Linked DNA regions of Homo sapiens: region 1 is linked to region 2. Evidence: read pairs that join two places in POLR2A ChIA-PET (ENCODE). Cell type or tissue: Caco-2. All regions are shown on one strand. Links, peaks and the distances in the headings refer to the core of each region. The heading gives the core; the rest is flanking DNA.

The links. Peaks named below come from ENCODE experiments on the same cell type or tissue, not always from the same donor. Only the 100,000 strongest peaks of a DNase experiment are listed, where the experiment ranks them.
Region 1: POLR2A ChIA-PET joins it to region 2 with 5 read pairs; 4 of 35 experiments call an interaction of 5 or more read pairs at or near these places.

Annotation. Positions count from the first base shown.
Region 1 is chr5:138,867,342-138,870,255 of GRCh38, reverse strand. The region is part of intron 7 of CTNNA1 (catenin alpha 1); the gene reads right to left. It overlaps LRRTM2 (leucine rich repeat transmembrane neuronal 2), which reads left to right. Exons shown (of 2, transcript NM_015564.3): 2 at 1-1,335. Among named protein-coding and RNA genes, the nearest start is that of LRRTM2, 6.5 kb to the left of the region's middle. In Caco-2, for the core only: no CTCF peak of the experiment used is centred there; no DNase peak of the experiment used is centred there.
Region 2 is chr5:138,772,873-138,775,786 of GRCh38, reverse strand. The region is part of intron 1 of CTNNA1 (catenin alpha 1); the gene reads right to left. Among named protein-coding and RNA genes, the nearest start is that of CTNNA1-AS1, 20 kb to the right of the region's middle. In Caco-2, for the core only: no CTCF peak of the experiment used is centred there; DNase peaks (open chromatin) are centred at 626 and 1,227.

The DNA.
Region 1 (2,914 bases), core at 159-2,658, 94 kb before region 2:
TAGACTGTTAGTCATCTGTGCTTTCTTTACCAACTGGCTAGAACGGAACAGCATCACAGCAACGCTGCGGATCTTGGTTACACAGTGTCAGAGCTTTTGTTTTTTGATGGGGTTTTATCCTCTTCACCACCACTACCCACTCCATTTTTTTTCTATTTTTAAGATTAGAGGAAAATGACCATTAAGAACCAGAAAAATAATTAATCTCTCTGGAAAAAGGAAAGCTAAAGAAGACTATGATACCATACCCATCTAGAAACCAAGAACTAGTTTGAAATCGTTTATATTCATTTCTGTAGCATGACAGGGATTTCAATCACCTTTCTGAAAAGAGTGGGCTGATAAACTTGTAAATCCACACACAACTCTGAGAATACCCACTGCCAGCATCAAAAAGCAAAGATACTAATTTTTTAAGCCAAAAATCTGTACTAACACATGTAATTTCTTAATGTGCCTAAGTTAATTTCTGTATCAATTCAATAAATGGAATTGACTGAACTTCCCAACGCCACTAATTATTAAAATCCATCTGCTTATTCTAATGCTAGTCACCAAGAGCTAGACTCCATCTTTCCAATAAAAATGAGCCCTATGTAGCACTAGGTTTGAATTCTAAAATTCAAAACAGGCATTTCATTTTCTTAAGGCACACTTCCTACACACAGCTATCAGGGGAAAAAGCTATAAATGTCCTGTTCTTTTTCTGAAGTGTGGATATCAATATAAAATTTGTTAAAGAATATTTTTAACAGCTGACTTACATGATCGTTTTCCTAATACAGGAATACAGCGACAGACCTATCTGAAAAGTCTGTTTGGGGGCATACTTTTCATATCTTATTGACTAAAGCCCTTGAGCCAGGAAAAAAAAAAAAAAAGAGAGAGAGACAGTAAGGCCATCTATAGATAATTAAATATTTCTCTATCTAACCTGGGGCAAACTCATAGTACTTGAATAAGGCCAAAAACAAATAGAAAATTACTGTTTAAGCTTTCATTCTGCTATTGCAAACATTTGGAAACCTCTGCAACTCTTTCAACTAACATTTTTGTCCTTAGCGGTTTTTTTTTTTTTTTTTAAGTCTGATATATGGAATGTTTGGTGAACCTTCCTATCAACACTGAGACTGGAAACTCAAAGTACAGTCCAAATACATTGTGTTCAATCACCTTCAAGAGCCATTTTTCTTTTTGGGTGGGAGGTGGGCAGATGGGTTGAGGGTGGGAAGAAAATACTATTATGCAGGGTGTTTTGGGAGGGGGGAGGGTAACATAAAGAGCAGTGTACAGGCAAGTTTTGTTATTAAAATTGTGTATACTGTAAAAAGTGAATGCCTTCTTTTTACTTTTCCTTGATAACCTATCAATTTTGACATGTGAAACTTGAAAAGCCATTTGTGACAGACATAGAAATCTTAAATGAACAGTTGTTTTATTCCATGTTCCTCTACAATGTCAAATGTGTCCACTGAAAAAAGGGGCAGCTAATCATTACCTGTCTTCAGAGAGAGGTAAAACTAGGATAAGAAGAAAGTAAAGGTAAAGTGGTGAGAAGGGAGAGTGCCTAAAAAGCTGTCATGCAGTAAGAAGCTGCTCTGTCAAGAGCCTGAGCAAGTGGACAAACAACTGTCCCAGGCTCACAGGGCATGGAGTTGGCTGCCCCTCTCTGAATCCTCCATTACAGTGAACTAACACCACAGAGAGCTTCGGAAAGGTACCAATTGCCTGTATCTAGCCAACAGCGACTTGGCCTCTACCTTGGGGGTTGGTTGATGTCCATCCCAGCAGCACCTTCCATGCCACTCCTAGGAGGGAGGTCCCACAGGTGCTTACACACTAGGACCATGAAGATCCCTACATGACCTCCTCCACCCTGGATGACGACTCAGTGAGTACAGATGGGAAAAGGAAGGGAAGATTTTAAACTACAATTGACCCTTGAACAACACTGGGGTTAGGGGTGCCAACCCCCTGCTCCACACAGTCGAAAATCTGCATAACTTTTGACTTCCCAAAAATTTTTATTAATAGCTACTGCTGACTAGAAGCATTACTGATAACATAAACGGTCAGTCCATATTAGATAACACATATTTAATACCGTCAGTCAAAATAATACATATTTTATATGTTATATGTATGATATATGGTATTCTTACAAAAATAAGCTGGAGAAAAGAAAATGTTATTAAGAAAATCATGGTGGGGCATGGTGGCTCACGCCAGTAATCCCAGTACTTTGGGAGGCTGAGGTGGGTGGATCACCTGCGGTCAAGAGTTTGAGACCAGTCTGGCCAATAAGGCGAAACCCTGTCTCTACTAAAAACACAAAAATTAGCCAGGCAACCTGGTATGCGCCTGTAATCCCAGCTACTCGGGAGGCTGAGGCAGGAGGATTGCTTGAACCCGGAGGTGGAGGTTGCAGTGAGCTGAGATCATGCCACTGCACTCCAGTCTGGGTGACAGAGTGAGACTCCATCTTAAAAAAAAAGAAAAAAAAAAAAAGAAAGAAAGAAAATCATAAGAGAAAATACATTTATCATTAAGTGGAACTGGATCACCATAAAGGCCTTCATCCTTCTTGTTGTCTTCACATTGAGTAGGCCGAGAAGGAAGAGAAAGAAAAGGAGTCAGTCTTACTGTCTCAGGGTTATCACAGGTGGGAGGAAATCCACATATAAGTATCACAGGTGGGAGGAAATCCACATATAAGTAGACCTTAACAATTCATACCCATGTTGCTCAAGGGTCAACTATAATGTCCTTGGCTTGCTACAGATAAACATCCTCAGGACAGGATTCTACACCTGGGCAGTGCTAGGGCATAAACTGCCCTGGCTTCCAGGAGCTGACTGCCAGTAGTCTGCCGTGTTTGCCCAGATGCACTTATTGTTTCTCCAGCACCACAGCC
Region 2 (2,914 bases), core at 111-2,610:
CGCGCCACTGCACTCCAGCCTGGGCGGACAGAGCAAGACTCCGACTCAAAAAAAAAAAAAAAAAAAAAAAAAGAAATATTTCCAGATTAAAGGAGGCTAAAGAGACTTAAACACAGTGATTCTGGACTGAAATTGTGTTGAGAAAGGGAAAAACATTGAGACAATTGACAAAATTTGACTATGGGTACTGAATTAAACAGTAGCATTGTATCAATGTTAAATTTCTGAATTTTCATCATTATACTGTCATTATACTGTCATCAAATCTAGAATCACTAGAGATAGGGGTGCCAAAAGGAACCTGCATTTGCCTAATCTGGTAACACAGAATGCCTGTGTCCCAGTCATCTGTTTCATTGAAGGTAGATGAATTTGCTGTCTACATTCATGTGACGTCAGGCCTACACTTTGGTTTTTAAAGGTTATTTGTCCACTCAACTGATCAACCCAAGTCAGTGAACCTTAGGAAATGGAATGCTCTAGATTGCTAAAGGTTTGACAACAGCTCAACCAAATGTCATCAAATGTCACAGATAAGACATTTCAGAAGAACTATTTGCCCTATGGATCCTACATATCCTAGCATTCCAGAGATACTGCATTAACACAAACAAAACACAGAACCTTCCAGGGTTGCAAAGGGAGAGAGCCAAGAGGAAAGTTAAGTGAAGCTAGCTGCAAGCAGACATTTAGGTATATGTGGTCACATTTGTGTTTAATTATTAAACAGGTACAACACATAACTATTTCACTTTCTCAAAAAAAGACTTTCATTTTTTTCTTGAACAAAAAACATTCTTGGTCTTTTGTTTTCCTAATTTTGATACTTTGGAGTACAAATAATTTCACTTACTTCTTAACTTAAAAAAGGTGGCACAGGACGGGCGCGGTGGCTCATGCCTGTAATCCCAGCACTTTGGGAGGCCGAGGTGGGCGGATCACGAGGTCAGGAGATCAAGACCACGGTGAAACCCCGTCTCTACTAAAAATACAAAAAATTAGCTGGGTGCGGTGGTGGGCGCCTGTAGTCCCAGCTACTCAGGAGGCTGAGGCAGGAGAATGGCGTGAACCCGGGAGGCAGAGCTTGCAGTGAGCCGAGATCGCGCCACTGCACTCCAGCCTGGGCGACAGAGCGAGACTCCGCCTCAAAAAAAAAAAGGTGGCACAACAGCACAATATGCACAACAGCACAATAATGAATTGCAAATGACACCTGGCCTCTCCAGGCTGGGGACAGGGACCACTAGGAGGAGCCAGGACTTCAAAATCAGAAAGCTTGTGCCCACTTGTTCATCAACTCCAGGCAATCTTTACCACATAAATCCAGGGTTTCCAGACCATCTGACTTTTCAAGAGAGGCCAGGGATGCAGATTTTTACATGGAATCTCCCAACTTTAACGTTAGTGACAACTTCCAAGAAGTCTTACTGTGCAAAAATAAATTATTTAATATTAGAAAAAAAGCCAGGTGTGGTGGCTCCCACCTGTAATCCCAGCACTTTGGGAGGCCACGATGGGAAAATCACTTGAGCCCTGGAGTTCAAGACCAGCCTGGGCAACATAGCGAGACCTCATCTCTACAAATAATTTAAAAATAAAAAACAGGCCAGGCGCAGTAGCTCATGCCTGAAATCCCAGCACTTTGGTAGGCTGAGGTGGGCAGATCACCTGAGGTCGGGATCTCAAGACCAGCCTGGCCAACATGGTGAAACCCTGTCTCTACTAAAAATACAAAATTAGCCGGGCATGGTGGCACATGCCTGTGATCCTAGCTACTCGGGAGGCTGAGGCATGAGAATCGCTTGAACCCAAGAGGCAGAGATTGCAGTGAGATGAGATCACGCCACTGCACTCCAGCCAGGGCGACAGAGTGAGACTTTGTCTCAGAAACAAAACAAAAACAAAACAATCAGCCAGGTGTAGTGGTGTGCATCCATAGTCCAGCTATTCAGGAGGCTGAGGCAGGAGGATCGCTTCAGCCAAAGAAGGTGGAGGCTGCAATGAGCCATGATCTTGCCACTGTACTCCAGCCTGGGCAACAGAGTGAGACTCTGTCTAAAAAAAAAAAAAAAATTAATTCACCAGACTCAGCCTCCCTAATCCTGCTTCTAAACGAGTTAAGGCAAAGGACTCTAATCACTCACTTACATTAAGAAACTTAAAATACACTAACACTTGAAAATTGAGAACTCAGTGTATTTTCAAGACTTTCAATAACCATAATGCAAGCAGACTGCCCTGTATAGCACCTTTAATCAAAAGTGCCAAGGAGCTTGTTTTTGTTTTTTCCTTCACTTGATCACTTACTTCTTGCCCTGTTCTAGTCACACTGGCCTTCTCTTTCTGTAAGTCCCTGAAGACACTGCCTCATCTGTGTTCCCTCTGCCTGGAATGCTCTCTTCCCTCAGAAGACCAGTTCTTTCCTAACTTTCAGATTTCAGCTCAAATGCCGTCATGACAGAAAGGCACTCTAAAGATCCTACTAATTCCATTACTTATTACCCTGCTTAATTTTATTTTAGCTCGTATCGTCTTCTTTGTTTACTTATTTATGCCATTATTACAGTGTAAGTTTCATGAGCGCAGGGTCCTGCCAAGAATGACGCTGAACATCATGAAATGATGCTACAGAGCCAAGGCATGTTTTTAGTGATCCCAATCCTAAAAGGATTTCAAAAAATAAAAGTATCTTAAAATCTAAAGAGAACATGTTCTACTTGAAACATCAGCTTCTGGAACCAGCACTGTCACTTATCCTCTGACTTTTGATTAAGTCACTTCACCTTTCTGGATCCTTGGTTTTATCATCTATAAAATGAAAGAAGTTGAATTCTATACTCCAAATCCTTCTAGTCCTGAAATTCTGGTGCTCTTTTCATCTATCTATAAAATGAAAGAAGTTGAATTCTATACT